2 separate regions of the Homo sapiens genome follow, and region 2 is linked to region 1. A link is a contact called in ENCODE Hi-C or POLR2A ChIA-PET data. All regions are on one chromosome and are shown on one strand. Each heading gives the region's core, a stretch centred on a gene start or an enhancer-like site at or near the end of the contact. The rest is flanking DNA. Distances are from core to core; before and after follow the strand shown.

Region 1 (5,974 bases), core at 1,052-3,551:
AAAATTCAGCAGGATGGTAAAATATCAGACAAAGTTAAATTCAGGGCAAAGTTTGAACACATTAAATGAGACAAGGAAGGTCATTTTATGATGAAGTGGGAAAATTCCCAAGAATATAAGACAAATGAATATTTATGCACAAATAACATGGTACTATTTATAAAGCAGGACTTCAGAGAAATAAGGAGAAATAAAAACACAATAGTAACAAAAGATTCTAATTTACCTTCTTCCGATTACGTTAGATCAAAATACGTCTAAAAAATAAAGGAGAAAAAATATTTTAAAAAGAAGAAGAAAAAAGCTCCAGTATAACCAAAAACATAAACCTAAGAGCTGATTCTTTGAAAAAAAAATACACTTTTAAAAGTTAACAAAATAAAGAAGCAAAAATACACAAAATAAGATATTTGGGAGAAGTTAAAAGATTCACAAAAGACTACTTTCCTCAACTTTATGCAAATACACTTGAACATCTGGAAAAAAAGGATAATTTGTTTTAAGAAATACATGCTTTATCAAAATTAACTCTAGAATAATTTTTAAAATGTAAATAATAAAATTGCCACAGAAGAAACTTTTCTAGCCTTAAAAGATTTACCCTCCCCAAAGAAAGCATCAGGCTGGGAGGAACATTTTTAACTGGGAAATGATCAAACCTCAAAGAATAGATAATTTTAATGCTCCTTAAATTGTTCAGAGTAAAAGGAAAAAGCAAACATGCCCATTTTTTTTTCTTTTTTTTTTTTTGTAGAGATGGGGGGGTCTCACTGTGTTTCCTAGACTGGTCTCGAACTTCTGGCCTCAAGCACTCCTCCTGCCTCGGTTCCAAATTTTTTATGATGTGAGCATAACATTGATTCTGAAACCAAACAACATTAGACATTCAAAAAGAAAATTATTGCCCATCTCATTTTTGCATATCAATGCAAAGCCTGTAAATAAAATATTAGCAAACAGAATCAAGCAGTATATTTAAAAAAAAAAGACAAGTTTATTGCAGGGATAAACTGGGTTTTTATTAGGAATTTATTATAACTAGGACTCATTACTTCAATATGAGGAAATCAGCTGTCACCCGGTTTGCTCGTCCTTACAGACATCTCCCTCCTCTTCCTCTCTTCCTTTCCAGTGAAAATGTCTTCAAGTTTCCTCTACCAAACCAAAACTTCACCCCACTTCTTTTATTCTTTCCTCCTCTCTTCTCAGAACAAAGGGGTTGTTGCTGACCAGCCCAGGGTTTCTTATTTGGGGCCGGATCATTCTTCCTTGTGGGGCAGTCCTGTCCTTCAGGTAGGATGTTGAGGAGCACCCTCGTGTCTACCCACTTAGGCAACAGTAGCAACTCCCGCATCATGACAACCAAAAATGTCTCCAGACCTCCCCAAATGTACGCGGGGCGGCGAGGAGGGGCAACACCGGCCCTGGTCGAGAACCGCTAGCCTAGGCTCGCCCCTCTACCTGGGCGCCACAACTTGCCAGGGTTGGTTATTCTCCCTGGATCCTTTCCTTCCTCCTCATTTGAGCTTCACGCCCTCAAGTATGACCAAAGGTTCTGTCATTCCACTCCTGCAGTTTTCATTAAGGTCTTAGGCCACTTCCATGTCAAGAAACACAGTGGCTCTTTCTAACCCCTGGCCATGAGGCACCCCTGGAGGAGGAGCCGTGAGGGTAGGGAAGATGCTGAGGGGGATGTTGACCTTGCCGACTTCCAGGCGCCTCCGCTGCATCCCGGAGGAGGCGTTGGGCGGTGAGGGTGCAGCGGGGGGGCGGGCCCCGCAGGATGAGGTGTCCGTGTGCGGCTAGCGCCACAGGCAAGACCGGGCTCCTTGCGGGGCGGAGGTGAGGCCGTGAGCATAGCTCTCAAACTGGAGGGCGCCTCAGAATCACTTGACGGGCTTGCGAGAATGTGGACTGCTGGGCCCCACCTTCATGGTTTTAGTGCAGGAAAAACCGAATAGGCTGGGTGGGACGGAGAATCTGCATTTTCTCAAGTTCCCAGATGAGGCTGAAGCTGCTGGTCCGGGCACCACCCTTAGAAAACCTCCAGTGTAGAGTGCGGAAATGGGGTCCACATCTGGCTTGGGACGCCCAAACATCGATTATGTGCGACCAGAGGATGAGCAGATAGGGAGATGAGACACTGAGAGCTGGGAGAGAGGGGGCCCCCGGCCGCCGGCTGAAGGAGGACGGCGCAGGCGGCGGTCCGGGTACTACATCTCCCAGCGAGCCCCGCGCGGCTCGCGCTCGCCCCCTGGCGGCGATGGCTGGAGGCGCCGGCGGAGCGCGGGTCCCTCTCCTGAGCATCAGTGAGCGCCCGGAGCCGTGGCCGCTGGGGGTTGCGGCGGCGCTGAGCCAGCGGGGCCGGTGAGTACTAGCCGCGCCGCCAGCCCGCCCGCCGGCCGGCTCTTTGCGCCTCAGCCGCGTGGTCTGAAGGGATGGGCGGGCGAGCGCGGGGGTCCGGCAGTCCGTCGTGGGGGCACGGGACTGCCTTTCTGGGAAGGCGTGCTGCGTCTTCGCCGCGGGGGCCCCGGTCCCCTCGTCGCGTGTCCTGTCCCCAGCCCAGGAGGGACGTCCTGGCCTGTCCTGCCCGGCCCGGAGCGGTGGGACCGGTGCCGCAGGTGGCAGCGGCAGGTGGCCGCCTCCTCCCCTCCGGGCCCGAGGGTTGTCGCAGGGACCCGGGACTGAGAGCCAGGTGGCTCCCGACAGCTGCGGCCCTGGAGGCGACCCCAGCCCTCGCCGCAGTGGGACAGGTGCGCGGGCACGCCCGGCCCCGGCTCCTGGGTCTCGGGAGCCTCCCGCACCCTCCCTGTTGTGCCTTGGGGGTGCTGCGTGGTGCAGAGGACCGAGAAGCCCTTCGCCCTCGGCGTCCGCCGCGCTCCCGCCCCTTCCTGGCCGGGGTGACAGGGGAAGGGCTAGGGCTGCGCATCCCGGGTCAGCTGGGGCGCCGCGGCGCAGTGCACCTGGAAGGCCCGGGGGCAGCGCGCGGTGCCCGTGGGTTTCCCGGTGGTGCGGACCTGCGGGCGTGCGGAAGTAACGACCTCCTTCCCCAGTGCCCATGCAAGGAAATTAGTGTTATGTGCTTGCTTTTTTTTTTTTTTTTTCCTAAGGAAGTTTGACTCTGAATATCTTATTTTGCTGGAGCTCCATTTGCCAGCACGTAAGTTTATGTAATAAGCGGCATACAGTTCGGAAAAAAATTTTCCTGTGAAAGTGCTCTTCCTTGCCCTCTGCAGGAAGAATTACGCCGAGCTGGTTGGCAGGCTTATCCACCAGCAACTGTAGGAGCTGCAGGCAGCAGATAAAGTGTTTTTTGAGTAAGGGCACAAGTCAGCCCTTCAGGACAATTTTTGTTTTTGGAAGATTCTGTTATCCAGTTCCAAACACCGTGTTATTTCAGTGTTGAAGATGGGGGAGGAGGGAGGAGCACAGGCTTGTCAATCCTAATACCTCAACAGAAATTAGCTTTGCAGGATTAACTCTCCAAGCAAGCGAGTTGAATTTGGTAGCCCAAACTACAGCTGAAGCTGAGCCTCCATACTAAAGCCTGTCTCAGTTTTAATAGTTTTTCGCTTGATTCGTTTGCCTCTTCCAAGTAGGTGATCTTATTGTCTGTTAAACAACAGATGTCTCTCATGTTTTTACTTTTTTCCTTGTCTTCCATAGATTACTCTCGCTGCAGTGTTGACTATTGAGGTTAAATAGGAATCTTTGTCTTGGGCTTGGTTTTAGGGAGCATTCCCTCTGTATCTTCACCGAGTGTATTCTATCACATTAAGTACATTTCTGTTTATGCCTAATTACTAAGAGTTTAAAAAGTCAAGGGTGGGTGTTGGGTTTTTTGCCCAAATGCTTTTGTGTAGCATGCATTGATATGATCATGTAGATTTTCGTCTTAAAATTGTTAACATAAGTGGTGGTCACATTGCTAGATTTTCTTTCTCTAAAACCCTGGGCTAATTTAAAATGCACTTTTGGATTGTTCACATCAATAAGCTAGCATCTTATTTAGGGTTTTGGTATCTGAGTTTGGCATATAGTTTACCCCATTTTTATCTGTGTTCATAACAAGGATCAGGCTGTCCTCTCTGATTAAATTGGGAAACTTTCCATCATTTTCTATGCTCTGGAATAGAAGAATTATCTGTTCCCTCAAGTTTGGCAGAACTTGACTGCAGACTGCCTGGGCTGCTGCTGGTGTTGTTTAGGCAGTTAATATCAGTATTTAATTACCTTTTCATTTTTTTCATGATCATTTATTTTTCTCAGTTTTTCTGTTTCTTCAAAGTAAATTTAATATTTTCTGTTTTCCTAGAAAATCATTAACATTATTGAAATTTAATATATGCTAGCATAATGTTGTATATAGTATTCTGGTGTAAGAAAACAGACTCTTACATATCTGTATGTATCTGTATGTTCTCTTTCTGATACAGTACTTTTTTTGGTACCTTTTCTCTTTTTTTTTGATCAGACTTGCTTAATGATTATTTTATTAATCCTTTCAAAGAACCAGCTTTTATTAACCAGGATTTATTGATTAATTCTATTGATTTTTTATTTTTCTATGACATTAATTTCTGTTTTTTATCTTTCTACTTAATTTGAGTTTATTTTGTTCAAGTTTTAACTGTTTGAATGGAAAACCTGGCTCATTTATTTAATCAGTCCTGTGAACAAGGCAAGGACTTCTAATTCTTTCATTCCACTTACCTCACATTTGGCCTTAATTGTATTTTTACTTCAACCCTTCCAACGAGACATTATTGCTATTGTTTTTGTTATTTTCTAGGTCAACATTTATTAGCTTTATCTACCTGTTTACCATTTCTTCACTTTCCATTCCTTCTTGTATCACAGATACTTTTCTTTGGAACATTTTTCTTCTCCCTCAAGTACATTCTTTAGAAATTACTTCAGCAATGATCAATTTTCTGTTTTTGTAATATCTGAAAATGCCTTTATTCTCCCTGTATTCTAGAATTTTGGTTTCACCATGTGTCTTCTATTGATTTCAGAGTTATTTTTGTATTTTTTTATATTTTTAAAAAGATGTTTTGTAGCTGGAAGGTTTTTAGGATCTCTATTCTGCCACAGTGCTGAAAGAAAAACAAAGATTAAGAACAGATTAATTTGCAGTCCACTGTCAGTCACGACTGTTCCCTGAACTCTTAGTATATTGGGTATACAGTTCTATATTAATCTCAAGTTTATTGATGGTAATTCAGGTTTTCTGCATCCTTAACTTATTTTTTTTCTCTGTTTGACCTGTTGATATGGAGAGTTGTATTGAAGACTCCCATTATGATTCTTGTAGGGGTTTTTGTACTATTTCTATGTTTAATATATATTTTTCTTTAAATGTTGTATTTTTGAAGCTGTTTTATGTGCTTAAAGGTTCACAATTCTTGTATCTTCTTGGTGAATTGTACCTTTTGGGAATAAACGAGCCATCTTATTTAATTTTTTTTTTGTTCATTCTCTTTATATTGCTGTACTTGCTTTTTGTTAGCATTTATATGGAATATCTTTTTCTAGTCACTGATTTTCAATTTTCTGTGTCTTCTTTAATTGTTACTCTTACCATTAGCTTATGGCTGGATTTTGTTTAATTAGTTAATCTTTGTCTTTTAATAAATATTGTGGTAAAATAACATAAAATTTATTATTTATTATTTTTATTTTTACCATTTACTACTTTTAAGTTTACAGTTCCCCAGTGTTAAGTGTGTGCACATTGTTATGCAACCAATCTCCAGAATTTTTTCATCTTACAAAATTGAAGCTCTGTATCCATTACCGCAGCCCCTGGCAACCACCATTCTGCTTTTTGTCTCTATGAATTTGCCTATTTTAGGTACCTTGCATGAGTATCTAATATAGTACCTCATATAGTATTTGTCTTTTTATAACTGGCTTATTTCATTTAATGTAATGCCCTCAAGGTTCATCCATGTTGTAGCATGTGTCAGAA
Region 2 (5,974 bases), core at 1,194-3,693, 260 kb before region 1:
ATCTCAACTTTTGTTCAGCACCATATCCTGGCACAAGGGAGACCTCTGAAGATACGGAAGCAGCCCACTACACCTAACCATCCCTCTGATGGAAAAGCAATCATTTAGCAAGACGATTTTCAGCAAATTCACCCAAAGCTAGCAAAAAAAGTGTTGAATGAATGAATGAATGAATGAATAGCGAGTTTGCTTAAATTTCAAGGAACATTTAGATTAGATATAGTTGTTGGGAGGGGAAACCACTTTCTTTATACGAGTAGAAGGAGCCTGGGCAACATAGAGAGACTCATCTCTACAAAAAATAAAAAAAAGGAAGGAGGCTGGGTGCGGTGGCTCACGCCTGTAATCCCAGCACTTTGGGAGGTTGAGGCGGGCAGATCACTTGAGCTCAGGAGTTCAAGACCAGCCTGGCCAACATGGTAAAACCCCATCTCTACTAAAATACAAAAATTAGCTGGCCGTGGTGGTGCATGCCTGTAATCCCAGCTACTCGGGAGGCTGAGGCAGGAGAATCGCTTGAACCTGGGAGGTGGAGGTTGCAGTGAGCCAAGATTGCGCCACTGCACTCCAACTTGGATGAGGGCAGAGCGAGACTCCATCTCAAAAAAAAAAAAAAAAAAAAATTAGCTGGGCGTGGTGGCATGCACCCAGCTACTTGAGAGGCTGAGCGGGAGGATCACTTGAGCCCAGGAGGTCGAGGCTTCAGTGAGCTGTAATCATGCCAGTGCACTCCAGCCTGGGGGACAGAGTGACCAGGTAGACCCTGTCTCAAAAAAAAAAGAGAGAGTAGAAAGGAGAAAATTAGGCAGTGGGTCTCAGGGACCTCCCCGTTGGTTAAAAGTGTTATGACTCAGGAAGACAAATGCCACATGTTCTCCCTCATGTGTGGGAGCCAAACAAGTGGATCTCATGAAGATAGAGAATAGATCGGTGGTTACCAGGGCTGGGAAGGGTGGGGAGGTGGGGGAATAAAGAGAGCTTGCTTAGTGCGTACAAACACATATTTAGGTAGAAATAATACGACTTAGTGTTCAGCCAGGCACGGTGACTCACACCTGTAATCCCAGCACTTTGGGAGGAAGAGGCGGGCAGATCACCTGAGGTCAGGAGTTTGAGACCAGCCTGGGTGACCAAGCAAGACCCTATCTCTACAAAAAATGTAAAAATCTGCTGGGCGTGGTGGCACGCACCTGCAGTCCCAGCTACTCGGGGAAGCTGAGGTGGGAGGATCGCTTGAGCCCAGGAGTTGAAGGCCACAGAGAGCTGTAATCCAGTCACCGTGCCCAGCCAAGAGCAGTCAGTCTGTTACAAAGCCCTCTGTTACTGTTACAAAGCCCCTCTTTGGAGAGGCATGAAGTCAGCAGAACTGGCTGTGCCCGGGGCAATTTCCCCACTGTGTCCACACCTTCTGGGGACTTGTAGGAAAGGACTTCTGGGGCTTCTTCATCTCTTTATCTGCTGCCAGTCATAGTGCCTTGGGTCAGAGAAGCTGCAGGTTTGCAGCCAGCGGAGGTGAGTGCGAGCAAGGGGGAGCCTCCCCTAAGATGCTGCAGAGGCCCCAGTCCTCACCCCATCTCCCTTGGACTTTCCTGCTCCCAGGAAGCTGTGGCTCCCAGGCCCAGGCCCTGGCTCCCAGGAAGCCTCTGCCGAGTCAGGACAAAGGGCATCTTAGCGGGGCAGAAGGCATGAGTGCTGGCTGGAGGGGAAGTGGGTACTAGGGCCATCCTGGCTAAGTCAGCCTGCCAGGCAGGATGGCAGCAAAGTGCAAGTCATGGTGAGTTAGGCACGGGCAGCCTCACAGCAGGAATGCCCGGCCCTCCTAGCCCAGGCGGAACCTGCCTGAGTCACCGCCTGGCTGCAGCCCCAGCTGCAGAGCCTCTGCAGACCAGCCCACACCCCGGCCATCCTGGAAGGGACACAGCGGGCATGCCAGGAGGACATGCCAGGGCACGCTTGGGTTGGTACTGCCAGTCTCTTGGGGTCTGGGAAGCCCCGTCCTGGATCTTAACGGACACGGAATGCACCCTCATCACACATGAAATATAATGTTTACTCGAAAAATGCAAAGAAAATTTAAGTTTTGTTTCTTCACAATAATCACACAAATGTAATTTTACAAACATAATACACATTGTTTAGCTCAGACTTTTTCTTTTGTACGTACTTGGTTTGCCCCTTTCTCAATATGAGTGTCTCATCTGTAATCCACAATATTTTCCCTAAGTTTTTCTCAGTGCTTATTTGACATACACAAAAATGTACATGACACACTGGAAGCTGTCAGCATTTTAAAAGCAGAGCCTCATCATGCACCCTCTTCTGCATCTTCTGACCCCACTCCCTCCGGGGCGGCCGGGAGCTGGAGTCCATTCCTCCTCATGGCCGTGTGAAAGCAGTGGTAAGCATGTAGAATGTGCAAGCAACCACAATGTTCCCCGTGGATGGGAGACCACTTTGCCTTCCACTTTGGATCAATGCTCCATGGGCCGCTTTGCATGTCTTGGCGTGTGTATTTCTGCGTGTTAGATCCCAGGGATGCTGGCTTTGTCAGTCTTCACAGGTGTTGCCGGTGACTATCCACCAAGGTGGCCCTAAGGGGCTGTTGTAGTTCCAGCTGGCCTGGCAGTGTGTGGCACTCTGCCGTTTCCCTGCCGCCTAGTGGCTGGTGCATTCCTCACTGTGCAATGGCCATTGGCATTTGCCCATTTCTTGGAAGGGTTTGTGTTTTCCTTGTCAGTGTCTAGGAGCTCTTTGTATATTACAGCCATCTGCATCACTAGTATTTTCCTGAATCTATCATTTATCCACGGACTTTATTTATGGTATATTTTGTTATATAAAAGTTTTTATAAAGCTAAATAGAACTCTCCTGTTTTAGTTTAGATTAGGAGGGTACTCCTTGCCCCAGGATTAATTCCTAATTTTCTGCTAAGATTTTTATTGTTTTATTATTCACTTTGAATCCATCAAGAGTTGATTTTACAAATGCAAATGGAAATGCACATTGATTTTCTTTTTCTTTTTCTTTCTTTCTTCCTTTTTTTTTTTTTTTGAGACAGAGTCTCACTCTGTCACCCAGGCTGGAGTGCAGTGGCACGATCTCGGCTCACTGCAACCTCTGCCTCCCGGATTCAAGCAATTCTGTGCCTCAGCCTCCTGAGTAGCTGGGACTACAAGCACCTGCCACCACGCCCGGCCAATTTTTGTATTTTTAGTTGAGATGGGGTTTCACCATCTTGGCCAGGCCAATCTTGAACTCCTGACCTTGTGATCCATCTGCCTCGGCCTCCCAAAGCGTTGGGATTACAGGCGTGAGCCACCGCGCCCAGCCCACACGTTGTATTTTTTTTTTGCAGATGCACAACCTGTGTGCCAGCATCGTTTAATAACAACTCCACCCCTTCCTGACCCTTTGCTATGTGCCAGGTCTGAGCACTTCCATGTATGAACTCCTTTAGTCCTCACAAGCACCCAAGAGGCAGAAACTATCATTATTTCCATGAGAGATGAGGAACTGAAGAACACAGAGGCTAAGTGATTTGCATAAGGTCACACAGCTAGTGAGTGATCGAGCCAGGTTTCACCCGAGAATCTGACCTGGCATCCCCTTGAGGAGACTCATATCCTGGGGAGTCCTTCCCCCCAGGTTTGCAAACATATTGCCAGAGTGTGGAATACGGTTTTCTCCAAATTCTATTCTCATTCCTAGTCTTGAACGTGTCTGCTATCCCCATTCCCCTTCCCAGGGAAACTGCAAATCACGATGTGCCCAGGTCTGTCTCATCAGTGCTTGCAGAGACCAGTCCATGCGTGGGGTCGCTCATCCACTCTAAAAGAAGTATGAATGGGATGCGTGTTGGTTTCCCAGCTCATTGATTTCCGTTTCTATCAATTCCTAGTTTCTTTTGGTGCTTAAACTATATAGGTCCTTTATTTTTGTTTTCCTATTATAACACAGGAGTGAAAGTGTTTGCTTTTCCTCTGAATTTGCTGCTGGAGCTCAAGCGAGAGTTCGCCTTCAAAGATGCCCTCTACATGTGTGAGGTCACCTGAAGTTCGCTGTCCCCTGATCCTCCTGAACATGAGGGAGAACTGGTTGGATCCCCCAGCTAAGTGGCAGACACTGGTTTTGGTGGCCACAGGGGGCAGCCCGTGTGACAGGCACATGCTAAGGCCTGCCAGTGGAGGAGGTAGTACCTTTGAAGATGCCATTGACCACCTGGCCACAGCCAGCCAGGGGCCTGGTAGCAGGGGGTGTCACCTGAGACAAGCCGTCCTGGATGGCCTCCAGCAACTCAGGGATAACATGGGCTTCGGGAGGGACCCTCTGGTCCAGCTGCCCCACCCAACCACCCTTATTAGCTCCAAGTCCCTCTCCAAGCCTTTGCCAAACTCCCCAGACCCACTGCTCTCCTCCTTTTCCCATCCTGGTTCCCCATCTTCCTTATCTCCACCATCCACCCAGGAGGCGTCTGCCACTGCTGACATGCTGTCGGCTCCCCCTTGGTGCGAGAGGTAGGCTCCCAGAAAGACCCTGGAAAGTCCCTGCCACCCACACCACCAATGGGGCTGCCCCCACCCCAGGAGTCTGGTTGGGGGAACCCATTTATGCTGTTCCTCTACCTGGCCCTCCTGCTGGAGCACCGCAACCACACCATGTGCAATGCGCTGGATGACAACGAGCTGGCCATGTGCTTTGACCGCCTCATGTGAAAACGCCACCTGGGGCGTGTCCTGTGCTGGGCCAGGGCTCTCTTTGCTGATTACCTGCAGTGTGGGACTTGGAGGAGGGGGCTGAGGCCACAGCTACATCTTGATCAGGCTTTCTCCAGCCCACCATCAGCCCCACCAGATCTCCATTCTTTGCCATGAGGGCCAACACGTGAGAACCCACCTCCCTGCCTGCCAGCCCTAGACCTGCTGGAGCATAGAGCCCTTCCTCCCCAGGTCTAAGTAAGTATGCAGGGGCCTGCTCTGCCACTGCCCCAGAGGAGCCACGGCCTCTTTACTCTGTTTCTGCTGTTTTAACAACTATACTTTACACACATGAAAAAAAAAGAATCTCCACCTATTAAATCAAATGTATTGGTTATTCTTTTATATCATTCCTTTTTATTGACTGGCCTGAGAGCTGTGTATTGACATCGCCCACTGTAACTGTATTTGGATCAAGCTCTCCTTACAATTCTAGTAATTTTGGCTTTGTGTATTTAACCATCATTTTGCTTAGTCCATATGGGTCTATGACTTTTTTCCTTTATAAGATTTGCTTTTCATCATCACATGTTCTAAGCTGAAAGTCCGCCTGTCTGTGGCTCACACTGCTGGCACGCCACGTCTGTGTCTTATCTGTCCACACACGGACCGCCCCCAGCCCTTCTCGACCTTGCTGTTCCGCATGCATCCCGTCAATCCTGCAGAGCTAGGGCTTGTTTTCAGACAATATCCTGACAGCCTCTCTTTGTGTAATGGCTGAAATACTTGGGGTTATCCTCTCAATTTCCCCCTGTATGGAGCGGTTTACTTCCTCCGGTTATTTCCTCTTGCCTCCAGTGCTGTTCCTTCCACTTCCCCTGGCTTGTCTGTGAGTTCTTCCTACCTTTCCGCTGTGTCGATGGGTCCTCCCGTCTCTGCTCCGTAATCACAGGCGCATTTCTCTACCCACTGTTTCCCACTCTGGGCTGCCCTCCTTTGCCAGGACACGAGCTTCAGACTCACCTCCGCTCCACTGCCACCCCAGGCCTTGGCTGTAGCATTTGGGATGGGCACCCCTCCCCCTCCCCACCTCTGTGCCCCAAGGTTTTTGCCCCCCACTTAAAACTAAAAGTACAGAGCCCTCCTGTACTTTTAGTTTTACACTATTATTTGGCCCAAGTGAGGTATGAATACAAAATGACTTTTTTCCCAATTACTGCCTCCCACTGTCCCTTGTCCAACCTTTATTATCCATCCCTAGGACACCCCAACAGCTCCC

Evidence for each region. A loop is a pair of places that touch in the nucleus more often than their neighbours do. ChIA-PET counts read pairs that join two places held with the same protein, here RNA polymerase II (POLR2A). Pooled maps may share reads with other maps.
Region 2: a loop to region 1 is called in a pooled map, with 3 times the contacts of the local background. The contact joins the enhancer-like site here to the promoter of SPECC1 in region 1. A Hi-C loop is called at or near these places in 1 of 50 pooled maps. POLR2A ChIA-PET finds 5 or more read pairs at or near these places in 2 of 52 experiments (T-cell and WTC11).

The regions. Positions count from the first base shown.
Region 1 is chr17:20,007,058-20,013,031 of GRCh38, forward strand. SPECC1 (sperm antigen with calponin homology and coiled-coil domains 1) reads left to right here and starts at 2,302. Exons shown (of 15, transcript NM_001243439.2): 1 at 2,302-2,367. It overlaps SPECC1-DT (SPECC1 divergent transcript), which reads right to left and starts at 2,203. Exons shown (of 1, transcript NR_186461.1): 1 at 998-2,203. RefSeq lists an enhancer at 1,104-1,671 and silencers at 2,104-2,773, 2,794-2,973.
Region 2 is chr17:19,751,393-19,757,366 of GRCh38, forward strand. It overlaps the pseudogene LOC441784. Among named protein-coding and RNA genes, the nearest start is that of ALDH3A1, 6.1 kb to the left of the region's middle. RefSeq lists enhancers at 1,339-2,538, 1,391-1,921, 4,439-4,678 and a silencer at 3,499-3,638. Within about 2 kb of position 2,444, at least 23 of the 41 ENCODE cell types and tissues checked have a DNase peak (open chromatin) inside an H3K27ac peak, as active enhancers do.